2 separate regions of the Homo sapiens genome follow, and region 2 is linked to region 1. The links are chromatin contacts, found by Hi-C or POLR2A ChIA-PET in ENCODE. All regions are on one chromosome and are shown on one strand. The core of a region is the stretch at or near the end of the contact, and the rest is flanking DNA. Distances in the headings are between cores, read along the strand shown.

Region 1 (7,015 bases), core at 3,233-5,732:
TAACAGGAAGAATGCCAGGGCAGTGCTTCATACCACCAACCTCAAAATAACTGCCTCATAATACCTGACCTTCCCTTAACCTCCCTGGCAGTTCTATCGGCCCAGGGGGATGGGACAAGAGCCTGGTTCCTGGCCAGAGTCCACTGCCTGCCCATAAACGGCCTACCTTCTCTCTTGCCTCTCTTTCTTTGCTCCCTCTAAATGACTTTCCCCACTTTCTAACCCACCTTCTCTCCTCTGAGCTATATTCACAGGATATTTACTGCTGCATGTTCTCAGAAATACCTATTAACACTACTGGAATGAAGCTGTAGGAATATAATCAAGAAAAGGAATGTTATATAAATGTTCAGGCAATTAGCCCAGGCAAAGAAACTGTGGTATGCGACTCTAGCCGGAAAGATCAAGAAAATCCTGGTAGCCAAATTTACATATTTCCTGTGTACAAATGAAGGGCAAATTTAAGCCAGCCACTGGAACAAAATCTCAAAGAAATTAATCATGTAGCTAGGAAGCAAATGGCCATTAATGACAGTTTACAGAATAGAAACCAAAGGGCTTTCTTCCACGAGGTAGAAAAGGGGGAGAAAAAAAGTGACTTAAATATTTGAATACTGAAAACTCTTGCTCTTTTCACCTTGACAAAAGATAAACTATCTTTTCACCTTACGCTTGTTTTCCCCTCAACTCAGTACTCTGTAATTCAAGAGGTCCTTTCAATGATTCCCAGCAGAATCAAGTATATGAAGTGTTCAGCTTATGAGATACTGCAGAAATCTTTTTATGGGATTATGCGGAGCTTGAGTGTACCCTTTTGTTAGAGCAACCATCTCATCGTGAAGTCACTGCATCAGAGCTCCTGAGTATCTGCTGTAGTAGCACTGGTCTTAGCTGTTACGTTCCTAAGGCAGCTTAGTTTCAACTTTAAAAATCAGCCAATATCCAGTTTCCTAACCTTTTAATCTCCACATATCCTGCCTTTTAATTTGTTCCTAAATGCAAGCAGTGGATTATGGCTAGTGAAGAAGCATGGATTTGGCTACAAAGCCCATCCTTCCTTGCTAAACGAACACGCACAGCAGAAGCCAGAAAAGCAGACACTGGCGGTGGCAAACATGGTCAAGCTTTCTAACACACACATTAAACAAAAAAAAAAGAATGCTGCCTCAAGGCACATATGTGTTATTTGTAAAATCTAACAAAGGGCCTTTACATGAGTTTTTGTTTTTTTAGACGGGCTGGAGTGCAATGGTGCAATCTTGGCTTACTGCAACCTCCGCCTCCCGGTTTCAAGGGATTCTCCTGCCTCAGCCCCCCGAGTAGCTGGGATTACAGGTGCGCACCACCACGCCGGACTAATTTTTTGTACTTTTAGTAGAGACGGGGCTTCACCATGTTGGCCAGGCTGGTCTCAAACTCCTGAACTCAGATGATCCACCTGCCTCGGCCTCCCAAAGTGCTGGGATTACAGGCGTGAGCCACCGCACCCGGCCTACATGAGTTTTTACAGAAGTTTTCTTGTTTTGAGACGGGGTCTCACTCTGCCACCCAGGCTAGAGTGCAGTGGAGTGATCGTGGCTCACTGCAACCTCGAACTTCTGGGTTTAAGTGCTCTTCCTCCTCCCCTGCCTCAGCCTCTTCACAGCTGGGACTACAGGTGCGTGCCACCACGCCCGGCTCATTTATTTTTTTGTAGGACAGGGTCTCGAACTCCTGGGCTCAAGTAATCGGCCTGCCTCAGCCTCCCAAAGTGCTGGGATTATAGCCACCCAGCCCATTTGAAATGTTAACAATGACAAATACTTGCTTTGGTCAAACTACTATAGAATTCTGTATCATCTTGTTGGGTAATCAGAGTTAATTCCACTAACCAACATATTCAAAGTGAAGGACATAGCAGTAAAATTCCTTAAATACCTGTTTGTTTGTTTTATTTTAAGTTGTCACAAGCTTTCACCTACTGCTAAGAAATAAACTTAAGGCATTTATTGCAACTGACTAATGAATGTATGTTAGTGGCTTAAAGAGGAGCCCCAGAAAAATTAGTTGAGAATTCACAGTTGGAGAACCAAATCCTTAACATACATCTGGGAATAGAGTACAAAAATAAACTTACTTATCAATTGCTTTGAACAGACCACTCTAAACCAGTTCCAACACTGACCAAAAGGACTGGTTACCTTCTATCTTTTGAGGGATCTATGGCAAAGCTACGCATGTGCAGAACTGCAAAATCAGTCTGCATACATGCCATTTCCTGACACGGCCCGAGAACCCATACTCCAATGGTCTCACACCAGGTAAACAAGTTTGCCATATCCAGCAGGTGAACTCTGAGCGAGTTAGCAGACCTTACAATTTTCTGTTTTTTTTGTTTGTTTTAAGTCAGCCTTAGTTTTCTTTTTACTGTTTAGAGATGGGGGTCTCTGTTACCCAGGCTGGATGGTATGCAGTATCGTGATATAGCTCACCGCAGCCTCAACTTCCTTGAGCTTAAGCGATCCTCCCACCTTACCCTTCCAAGTAGGTAGGGTTACAGGTGTGTGCCACCACACTCGGCTAATTTTTTTTTTTTCTTATGGAGACGAGGGTCTTACTATCTTGCCCAAGCTGGTGTGAAACTCCTGGGCTCAAGCTATCCTCCCACCTCAGCCTCCCAAAGTGTTCGGATTACAGGCATGAGCCACCGCGCCCGGTCTCACTCTAAACAGTTTTTTTAATCTTGACAAGTTTTAAACTGGACCTCCACATTTAGGGACTTCAAATATTTCCCTCTCTGCCACAACATCCCCACTGTCGCTGAAAACACCTTCCTATTACTGCTAATGTGACTGAAATACAAAAGAGAGCAGAGATTAGTACAAACTTCGAAATAAAATGAAGAACACCGGGACTCTAGCCTCTGCCAACTCCTAACATCCTACCTGCTCAGTTTATTCCTTCTTTAAATATGAACAATTTCACCCTGGTAGACAAGTCAGTGACTGGCACAGTGAAAACAGAGGTAAAAACTTCACCTAGTACTTGGCACATGGTAAGCCCTCAATTAAAGGTAGCTATTATCAACATGGTCATAATATTGACAGACTTGATTACAGAAATAAAACCTTCCCTGTTAAAGGACAATCCTATAGTCCAACACACAACAATAGACATTATGTGTATTTGGCGCAAAATAGACGCCAGATATCCTAAGACCTTAGTTCATTTGTTTTGTTTTTAATTAGTTTTTTAAGTTTATTTAATTATATTACCTCCACCTACCTTTACAAGTAAGTAAACTCGGGGCACTCACTCAAGGTCTGGCAAACTGGGACCCAAAAAGACTGAATTCATAGTCTGCGCTCTTAACCCCACAATGAATAGCCACTGAAGGATGACTTCCTCTTCGACAGAGGAATGGATCTGGGACCAGGTTATTAAATAAGAGATCTGAGTTTGAAAGGTCCTTGGGCCCTCACCCACCCATCTAAACTTGAACACTATCCAATGTTAATTCAACATTAAAGGGTAGAACAACTTAGTGGTTTTAGGAGCGTGGACTGATGAGTCACACAAACCAAGTCTTAAGGCCTGCTGTGAGCCAAATACTAGCTGGGTGACCTTACCCTTTCTCATCATATGCAAAATGGCGATAAGAACAGCACCTGCTTAATCGAGCAGTTTTGAGTATTAATGTAAATGATCCACGTAAACCACGCAGCACAGCGCTCATTAATGTAACTGCAAATGAGAGCCATGGAAAAGGGCAGGTAGGAGCTATAAAAGAAAGTGGAGCCTGTCCCCGAGTAACCCAGCCGATGAGAGCAACGACTCTCCCCAGCAGCAGGGGCAGTCGCCCCCGCCCACTGCCGCAGGCCCGTCCTTACCGCTCTTGGGTTTAGACTCGCCGGCTGGCCCCGCCGAGGCGGAGCGGGGCGGCTGTTGCCCTTTGCTGCTGCCCGAAGAGGCGGAGGAGCTGTTGGAGCCGCTGTTCTTGTCCATGTCGGAGGCGGTGGCGGCGGCGTTGGGGGAGCTCAGCGGCATCAACGGGGGCCTCGGCGGCGACGGCAGTCGGAGCGGAGCGGGCGCGGCGGGGACCCAGGCTCATGGCGTTCAGGGCCGGCGGGGGTCGGCGGCGGCAGCGGTTCTCGGCCTTCATGGCGACATTTTTCCCTGTTTCCTTCCTTGGCTTCTCAAACTAGGAAGAGAAGCGGCGGACGGGGCTGTTAAGCCCGGCGGCAGCGGCGACCGAGGACGAGGAGGCCGGGGCTCGGGAGTCCGGGCCGGGCCTGGCGGGGCGGAGGCTGCGGGGGAAGGGGAGGCGAGGGAGGTTGCGCGAGCCCCGCCGGCCGGCCGGCCGGACACGCTCTCCCGCCGCGAGGCAGGGGAGAGGGCTGGCTGTCTCGGTGTCGGGGACTAGTGTCTCCGACACAGCAACGGATACTCGCCCCTGGGCCGAGGCCGACCTGCTCCGGGAATGGCGACGAGTCGCCAAACAGCATCTCAAAGAACCCGGATGGACTGTATATATAGTGGAGAGGGGGTGAGGTATTCTGGGAAATGTAGTTTTTGCCTACATCCGGGTCTCGTGGTTTGTTTTTTGGTTTTTGTTTGTTTGTTTGTTTTGGTTTTGTTTTTTTTATTTCCTCCCCCACCTCCGCCCCAACCCCACTGTGAGGGCATTCAAAATAATGGGACTTGCAGTTGCTCCAAGTCCAGGTTTTTCACTTAGTACACTAAAAATACAGTAACAATAATAATATACACTGATAATAATGTAGCCAAACATTGGAATACCTGTGGAACTCCTTTATAGACTCGTTTGATTTATGGTTCTTTTTTTTTTTTTTTGAGGCGGAGTCGCTCTGTCGCCCAGGCTAGAGTGCAGTGGCGCGATCTGGGCTGACTGCAAGCTCCGCCTCCCGGGTTCACGCCATTCTCCTGCCTCAGCCTCCCGAGTAGCTGGGACCACAGGCGCCCGCCACCACGCCCGGCTAATTTTCTGTATTTTTAGTAGAGACACGGTTTCACCGTGTTAGCCAGGATGGTCTTGATCTCCTGACCTCGTGATCTGCCCACCTCGGCCTCCCAAAGTGCTGGGATTACAGACGTGAGCCACCGCGCCCGGCCAATTTATGGTTCTTATTCTAGCGTTAATACCAATTGATTTATGGCCTTTAGTCTATCTCATATTAGGAATAATAATAATAACGTTAATAATGACAATACCTTACATTTAATATCACTTTACGGCACTTCTTCATACAGTACATCACTTTATTTCTTTAGCCTGGCGTGGCGGTGCGCACCTGTGGTCCCCATTACCCAGGAGACAGAGGCGGAAACAGGCCATAAGCAGTGTTTCATGCGTGTAATCCCAACACTTTGGGAGGCAGAGGTGGAAGGATCCTTGGAGGCCAGGAGTTCCAGACCAGCCTGGGGAATATAGCGAGACCCCTGTCTCTAAAGAATAAAAATATTTTTTAAAAAATTAGTTGGGCAGCCGGGCGTGGTGGCTCACACCTGTAATTCCAGCCCTTTGGGAGTCTGAGGAGGGGGCAGATCACTTGAGGCCAGGAGTTCAAGACCAGCCTGGCCAACATAGCAAAATCCCGACCCTATTAAAAATACAAAAATTAGCTGGGCTCTGAATAAAATAGTTTGAATAAAACTAACTTTAATTTAAAAGAGAGAAAGAAAAAAAAATTAGCCAAGCATAGTGGCTGTGGCTGCACACCTGTAGTTCTAGCTACTCAGGAAACTGAGGTGGGAGGATCACCTGAGCCCAGCAGTTGGAGGTTGCAGTGAGATACGATCGTGCCAGTGCACTCCAGTATGAGTGACAGAGAGGGAGACCCTGTCTAAACTTTTTTTTAAAAAGTAGAAACAGAGAACAAAAAGCAGATTAGTCATTTCAAAATTACTTTTCTTGTAAAGGTTTAAGCAGAATGGACTTCCTTATGTGGGGTAAAACTGACCAGTTTGGGGATTTGATGATTTCTCAGAAGGTCAGATAAACAATTTCGTTTAGGCGTGGTTGGGTAGAAATTCACCTTGAGTAACTCTGTTTTGGTTTGGTCTACTGTGCTGAAGCTCAGTGCAAAACAATGGGCTCCTATAAATTGTATTTAACAGCTGTTAACATTATCACATTTAATCTTCTCAATAACTAAATTTTAGACTAAGTGTGCCTGTAGTCCCAGCTACTCAGGAGGCTGAGGAGGGATGATCACTTGAGCCCAAGAGTATGAATCCAGCCTGGGTAACACAACAAGACTCTGTCCCTAAATAAATAAAATTTAAAGATGAGTAAATGGACTCCAAAAGTCCAGATAATTTGCCTATTATCACATAGCTAACAAGTGATGTTCTTACCTATGAGACAAGCAGTTCCTCATTTTACAGATACAGACTGAGATTTAGAAAATCATGCATATGGGGCCGGGCACGGTGGCTCACACCTGTAACCCCAGCACTTTGGGAGGCCAAGCCGGGTGGATCAACAGGTCAGGAGATCGAGACCAGCCTGACCAACATAGTGAAACCCCGTCTCTACTAAAAATACAAAAAAATTAGCCAGGCGTGGTGGTGCGCACCTGTAATCTCAGCTACTGAGGAGGCTGAGGCAGGAGAATCACTTGAACCCAGAAGGCACAGGTTGCAGTGAGCCAAGACTGCACCACTGTATTCCAGCCTGGGCAACAGAGCGAGACTCCATCTCAAAAAAAAAAAGAAGAAAGAAAATAATGTATGTGGGTCAGGTGCAATGTAATCCCAGCACTTTTTGGGAGGCCTGTAATCCCAGCACTTTTTGGGAGGCCTGTAATCCCAGCACTTTTTGGGAGTTCGAGGCGGGCAGATCACGAGGTCAGGATTTCGAGACCAGCCTGACCAATACAGTGAAACCCCGTCTCTCCTAAAAATACAACAATTAGCCGGGCGTGGTGGCGCACACCTGTAGTCCCAGCTACTTGGGAGGTTGAGGGAGGACAATCGCTTGAACCTGGGAGGCGGAGGTTGCAGTGAGCTGAGA
Region 2 (7,015 bases), core at 3,332-5,831, 440 kb before region 1:
GGCTCACTGCAACCTCCGCCTCCCGGGTTCAAGCAATTCTCCTGCCTGAGCCTCCCGAGTATCTGGAACTACAGGTATGTACCACCACGCCCAGCTAATTTTTGTATTTTTGGTAGAGATGGGGTTTTACCATGTTGGCCAGACTAGTCTCGAACTCCTGACCTTAGGTGATGCCCTCGCCTTGGCCCCCCAAAGTGCTGGGATTACAGGCATGAGCCACCGCATCCAGCCAATGCAATGGTATATTATTTGGTCATATAAAGGAATGGAGTTCCAGTACATGCCACAACATGCATGAGCCTTGAAAACATGATGCTAAGTGAAAAAGTGGTCACTAAAGACTACATAGTGTGTGAGTCCATTTATCTGAAATGTCCAGAACAGGCAAATCCATAGAGACAGGAAGTGGATTTGTGGTTGTCAGGGCCTGGGTGGGAGAAGGGAATGGGGAGTGGCCACTCCATGGTGCTGGGTTTCTTTAGGATGATAAAAATGTTCTACAATTGATTGTGGTGATATCGGACAACTCTGTGACTTTATTAAAACCCAATGAATTGCACATTTTAAAAGGGCGAGTTTGATGGTATGTAAATCAATAAAAATATTGTTGTAGCTTTATTGAGATATACTTACCATACAATTCACCCATTTCATGTGTGCAATTCTGATTTTTTTTTTCATTTTTATTTATTTTTATTTTTTGAGACAGGGTTTGGCTCTGTTGCCCAAGCTAGAGTGCAATGGCATGATCTGGGCTCACTGCAACCTCCGCCTCCTGGGCTCAAATCATCCTTCTACCTCAGCCTCCCGAGTAGCTGGGACTACAGGTGTGCACCACTGCACCCAGCTAATTTTTTTTTTTTTTTTTTTTGTATTTTTGGTAGAGACGGAGTTTCACCATGTTGCCCAGGCTGGTCTCAAACTCCTGGACTCAAGAGATCCTCCCATCTCAGCCCCACAAAGTGCTGGGATTACAGGTGTGAGCCACCATGCCCGGCCTCAAAAAATATTTTTTAACTAATGTAAAATAATCTGTGCTGAACAAAATAGCAAACATCTAAATACAGGCCCTGTGGCCAGGCACAGTGGCTCATGCCTGTAATCCCAGTACTTTGGGAGGCCGAGGTGGGTGGATCACCTGAGGTCAGGAATTTGAGACCAGCCTGGCTAACATGATGAAACCCCATTTCTACTAAAAATTTAAAAAGCTGGGCATGGTGATGCACGCAGGAGGCTGAGACAGGAGAATCACTTGAACCCAGGAGGCGGAGGTTGCAGTGAGCCGAGATCACGCCATTGCACTCCAGTTTGGGCAACAAGAGCAAAACTCTGTCTCAAAAAAAAAAAAAAAAAAAAAAACAGGCCCTGCCCTCACCCACCAGCCACATGTGGCTACCAAGCACTTGAAAGATGGCTAATGTCACTTCTTGAAATGATAATTTTTAAAAAATATATTGAGTTAAATTTTTAAATTAAGAAAATTTTGGCCGGGCGTGGTGGCTAACGCCTGTAATCCCAGCACTTTTGGGAGGCCAAGGTGGGTAGATCACCTGAGGTCAGGAGTTCGAGACCACCCTGACCAATATGGTGAAACCCCATCTGTAATAAAAATACAAAAATTAACCTCAGGAGGCTGAGGCAGGAAAATCACTTGAACCTGGGAGGCGGAGGTGGCAGTGAACCAAGATCATGCCACTGCACTCTGGCCTGGGTGATACAGCAAGACACTGTCTCAAAAAAAAAAAAAAAAAAAAAAAAGACAATTTAAAAGTTAACATTTAGGCCGGGCGCGGTGGCTCACGCCTGTAATCTCAGCACTTTGGGAGGCCGAGGTGGGCGGATCACAAGGTCAGGAGATTGAGACCATCCTGCCTAACATGGTGAAACCCCGTCTCTACTAAAAATACAAGAAATTAGCCTGGCGTGGTGGCGGGCGCCTGTAGTCCCAGCTACTTAGGAGGCTGAGGCAGGAGAATGGCGTGAACCCAGGATGCGGAGCTTGCAGTGAGCCGAGATCGCGCCACTGTACTCCAGCCTGGGCGACAGAGCGAGACTCCCTCTCAAAAAAAAAAAAAAAAAAAAAAAGTTAACATTTAGAATAATTTTAAATTAGATTTAATTAAAATATTATTTATATATTATACAAATATAATGTTATATTTAGTTTAAAATAATTTGGTTTAAATTAAAATTTTATTTATAAAAATAACTTTTTATTTTAAAAATTAAAGAAAATAACTTCACCTGTTCCATTTTACTTTTTATTTTTTTAAGAGCCAGATTCTTACTCTGTCACCCAGGCTGGCATGATCATAGCTCACTTCAGCCTAGAACTCCTGGCTTCAAGCAATCCTCCCACCTCAGCATCCCAAGTAGCTGGAACTACAGGTACGCACCATCATGCCCAGCTTCATTTATATATTTATCTTTTTTGTTTGTTTTTTGAGACAGGGTCTCCTTCTGTCGCCCGAGCTGGAGTGCAGTGGCACAATCTTGGCAAACTGCAACCTATGCTTCTGGGGCTCCCGTGATCCTCCCACCTCAGCCTCTCCAATAGCTGGGACTACAAGCGTGTGCCACCATGCCTCGCTAATTTTTGTATTTTTTAGTAGAGACAAGAGTTTGCCACATTGCCCAGGCTGGTCTCAAACTCCTGAGCCCAAGCCATCTGCCCACCTCGTCCTCCCAAGGTGCTGGGATTACAGGGGTGAGCCACTGCACCCTGCCTATTTATTTACTTTTCTTAGAGATGGGGGTCTTGCTTTGTTGCCCAGGCTGGTCTCGAACTCCTGGGCTCAAGCAATCCTCTCACCTCAGCCTCCCAAAGTGTTGGGATTACAGGCATGAGCCATCTCACCTGGCCAGTAATGTATTTCACTCCAAGAACAACTCATGAATTAGGAACTGTTATAATCCCCCTTCTGCAGGGGAGGAAAGAGAGGCTCAGAGAGGTTAAATGACTGCTCAGAGTCCCTCAGAGCTGGGCTTTAAGTCCACCTGAGGCAGGCGGACGGGCTGTGCAGGACAAGTTGGCAGCCCCCGCCTTAAGGAGAGTGGTACCCTCTTTCCTCCAGTGCATTTATGTTTTATTTTTATTTTTGAGACAGAGCCTCACTTTGTCACCCAGGCTGGAGTACAGTGGTGCGATCTCAGCTCACTGTAACCTCTGCCTCCTGGGTTCGAGCAATCCTCCTACCTTAGCCTCCTGAGTAGCTGGGACTACAGGCACACACCACCATGCCTGGCTAATTTTTGTATTTTTGGTAGAGACAGGGTTTCACCATGTTTGCCAGGCTGGTCTCAAACTCCTGGCCTCAAAAGATCCACCCACCTCGGCCTCCCAAACTGTTGGGATTATAGGCGTGAGCCACCGTGCCCGGCCAAGTGCATTTTTTTGTAAACCCCCGTGCAAGTTGCTTTGAGGTTGAGCAGCTTACTGCTGGGGACAGCATTCTCAAGTCCAGGCTAAACAGGGAAGATGCTGTGTGCTGTCCCTTTGTGGCTTTGAGGTTCTCCTGCTTATTCTCTTTGCTGCCTGCAGCTGCCTCTTGGTGACTTTCCCTTTCCAGGGAGCCAGAGGAACCAAGGAGTGTTGGCCCTGACTCCTGCCCCCAGCATGTAAACTCATTAACTGCTGGGTCCTCAGGCAGTTAGGTGGCTGAGCATTTGAGTCTGGGACGGCAGGTGGATTTGGTTGGAGAGGGAATGACAGAGATTGGGGAGGAGCCTCCAGAGTCTAAAGAGATAGGTACACAAGCAGAAAGTTCCAGCCCCCAGCCTGCCTTTCCCCCATGCTCAGGGGACAAAGCTGAATTAACTCGAGGTCAGGAATGGCATTTGCATTTGCATTCTTGAGAGTCACTGCAAATAAGAGCTGTAGTCATGGTGAGTGGTTAAGGCAATGGACTAGAGAACCACTGAGAAAAAAAGCGAACAGTGGCTGGGCGCAGTGGCTCATGCCTGTCATCCCAGCACTTTGGGAGACCGAAGTGGGTGGATCACTTGAGGTCAGGAGTTCGAGACCAGCCTGGCCAACATGGTGAAAACCCGTCTCTACTAAAAATACAAAAATTAGCCAGGCTTGTCAGTGGGCACCTATAATCCCAGCTAGTCGGAAGGCTGAGGCAGGAGAATCACTTGAACCCAGAAGGCAGAGGTTGCAGTGAGCTGAGATCATGACACTGCACTCCAGCCTGGGTGACAGAGAGAAACTCCGTCTCAAAAAAAAAAGAAAAAGAAAAAAAAAAAAAGGAACAGCCGGACATGGTAGCTCATACCTGTAATCCCAGCGCTTTGGGAGACCGAGGCAGGTGGATCACCTGAGGTCAGGAGTTCCAGATCAGCCTGGCCAACATGGTAAAACCCCATCTCTACTAAAAATACAAAAATTAGCTGGATGTGGTGGCGCACACCTGTAGTCCCAGATACTCAGGAGGCTGAGGCAGGAGAATAGCTTGAACCCGGGAGGCGGAGGTTGCAGTGAGCAGAGATCACGCCACTGCACTCCAGCCTGGGCGATAGAGTAACAATCCGTCTCAAAAAAATCTGAAAATTAAAAATTAAAAAGTGAACAGTTGTTTAGTAAGTGCAGTAGGTAGGCCAAGATAACTATTAAGTATGTCCTAACAAGGTAGCTGCTTGAAAAAAATAATGCACATAAATTAAAAAAAAAAAAACTATTTTCACTCATTCTTAACTTCTCGTATGGATGTACTAACGGGAGGCCTGTGCCTGTTGGGCTGTCCACAGCTACTCAAACCTTGAGATTAGATTGGACGCTATCTAATCTCATTTCCTGTTACACAATAACTTCTGCATGGCACTTGCTTTTAATCATGACAACTGCCATACACTCAGCTTTACAAAATCATGTCATTGTGGAAAGGAAGTTCCCTCCATCTAACATTCAAATTTAACTATCCTGAGCTGGTAGTTTGCAAGGTGTCCAACAGATGTCACTGTGTTTCCTTCGCAAATTCTCTAAAATAGTCTGCTGTGTCCCGGGGCATAGTAGATATTCAAGAAATGGTGGCTATGAGTTTTATCACAATTCTCTCCTACTGGGTGAGCAGCTGTTTGCAAGACTAAAATTCGGGCGAGGCACAGGCTTCCCCTTGGTCTTAGCAGCTAGCACAAGACGAGTGTCCCTTCAGCCAGTCTCAGAGCTCTTTGGCAATTCAACTGACCCTTGTCCTTCAGTCCAGACAATGCCCCAGGGCCCACCTGCATTCAAACTCGGACTGTTCTCCTTCCCACCCCTATTATCTTTTCAACTTTATGGACAGTACATGCAATTTTCTCATTCATTTTCTCATTTAACATCTAACAGCTTCATGATATCCCCATTTTACAGATAAGGAAACCAAGGCTTTAAGAGGATAGGGACCCTAATCGGCTAAGGCAGAATTAGGATTTGAACCCAGATCCCCATGACGCCAGAATCTAAGCCTTGACCAAATATGTGTTACTATTACTTTTGTTGTTGTTGTTGTTCTGGGTAACTCCAACCCTCTGCTCGTTGGCCTTGTCACCTCAGTGCTGATTTTGCAGATGAAGAGACTAAGGTTCCGAGGTGCTAGAGCACAGTGGTTAGGAACACACACTCTAGAGCCAGAGTGCCTGGGTTTGAGCCTCGTTCTGCCGTTTACTAGCCGTATGGCCTTGGGCAACTTGCTTAACTTCTCTTTGCCTCAGTTCCTCTTCTCTTGGGTTGTTAGGAGAATGAATGAGGTGATATCCACAGTGTCCAACACCCTGCAAGCGGCCAGGTGTGGTGGATCACACCTGCAATCCCAGCACTTTGGGAGGCCGAGGCAGGTGGATCATTTGAGGTCAGGAGTTCGAGACCAGTCTGGCCAACATGGCGAAACCTCATTTCTACTAAAAATACAAAAATTAGCCGGGCGTGGTGGCAAACAACTGTAATCCGAGCTACTAGGGAGGCTGAGGCAGAAGAATCGCTTGAACCCAGGAGACAGAGGTTGCAGTGAGCCAAGATTGCACCACTGCACTCCAGCCTGGGCGACAGAGTGAGACCCTGCCTCAAAAACTAAAAATAAAAAATGAACAGTGTCCAACACCTTGAAAGCATTCCGCATGACTGAACGATCACTGTTACGTGATTACCAACATGACGACCCCACTTCTCTTGGCCAAACTGAGTTCTCTTCTCTTGTAAAAACTTCTGCATATGAAGTCACCCATTCCATTTGACTCTTTAGCCCTCATCCTGGCATTCAAGGGCATGGACGACTCAACCCCACTCTCTAGCCAGCCTGACCTCTCCATTCCCTTCTCTGGCGTAGAGGCCACTCCCACCACCTGCCCTTACCCCCTGCCCACTTTTGTCAGCCTGTACTGTGTTGAAGCTCCCAGGAGAGACAACTGCAGTCATCACTTTCCACTGTGTTCAGTGATGTCAGTTCGGCCCAGCTGGAGGTACTCACATCATGGAAACAGACCATCAGATTTGGTGTGTGTGTGTTTTATTTTGCTTTTTCAGAGAGCCAGCTGTTAAACACTAGCCAACACCCCATTGATGCTGTTCCTTCTACCTGAAACACCTCGCATTGCCGGTGAGCTCTAAAGACAAAAGGACCTGGGTCTGCATTTCCCAAAGGCAAGACTCTGGTATCACCTGCATATTATTTTCCCATATTTGAGCACCACTGCCTTTTGCATTATTTACTTAGCAGTTTTGCTCCTGTCAACTCACTTTTTTAAAACTAAACTTATTTTAAAAAGAAAAGTTTTGGCCGGGAGCGGTGGCTCATGCCTGTAATCCCAGCACTTTGGGAGGCCGAGGTGGGCAGATCACCTGAGGTCGGGAGTTCGAGACCAGCCTGACCAACATGGAGAAACTCCGTCTCTACTAAAAATACAAAATTAGCTGGGCGTGGTGGCGCATGCCTGTAATCCTAGCTACTCGGGAGGCTGTGGCAGGAGAATTGCTTGAACCCAGGAGGCGGGGGTTGCAGTGAGTCGAGATCGCCCCATTGTACTCCAGCCTGGGGAA

The links. A loop is a pair of places that touch in the nucleus more often than their neighbours do. ChIA-PET counts read pairs that join two places held with the same protein, here RNA polymerase II (POLR2A). Pooled maps may share reads with other maps.
Region 2: a loop to region 1 is called in a pooled map, with 2.2 times the contacts of the local background. The contact joins the promoter of HNF1A-AS1 here to the promoter of RNF10 in region 1. A Hi-C loop is called at or near these places in 1 of 50 pooled maps. POLR2A ChIA-PET finds 5 or more read pairs at or near these places in 4 of 52 experiments (AG04450, HepG2, activated CD4-positive, alpha-beta T cell and 1 more).

The regions. Positions count from the first base shown.
Region 1 is chr12:120,531,823-120,538,837 of GRCh38, reverse strand. It overlaps RNF10 (ring finger protein 10), which reads right to left and starts at 4,482. Exons shown (of 17, transcript NM_014868.5): 1 at 3,870-4,482. The coding sequence starts at 4,026. LOC128071547 reads right to left here and starts at 4,141. Exons shown (of 1, transcript NM_001414895.1): 1 at 3,881-4,141. The coding sequence starts at 4,141. The coding sequence ends at 3,881. RefSeq lists silencers at 4,263-4,332, 4,431-4,584.
Region 2 is chr12:120,969,858-120,976,872 of GRCh38, reverse strand. HNF1A-AS1 (HNF1A antisense RNA 1) reads left to right here and starts at 4,581. Exons shown (of 1, transcript NR_024345.1): 1 at 4,581-7,015. RefSeq lists an enhancer at 3,461-3,988.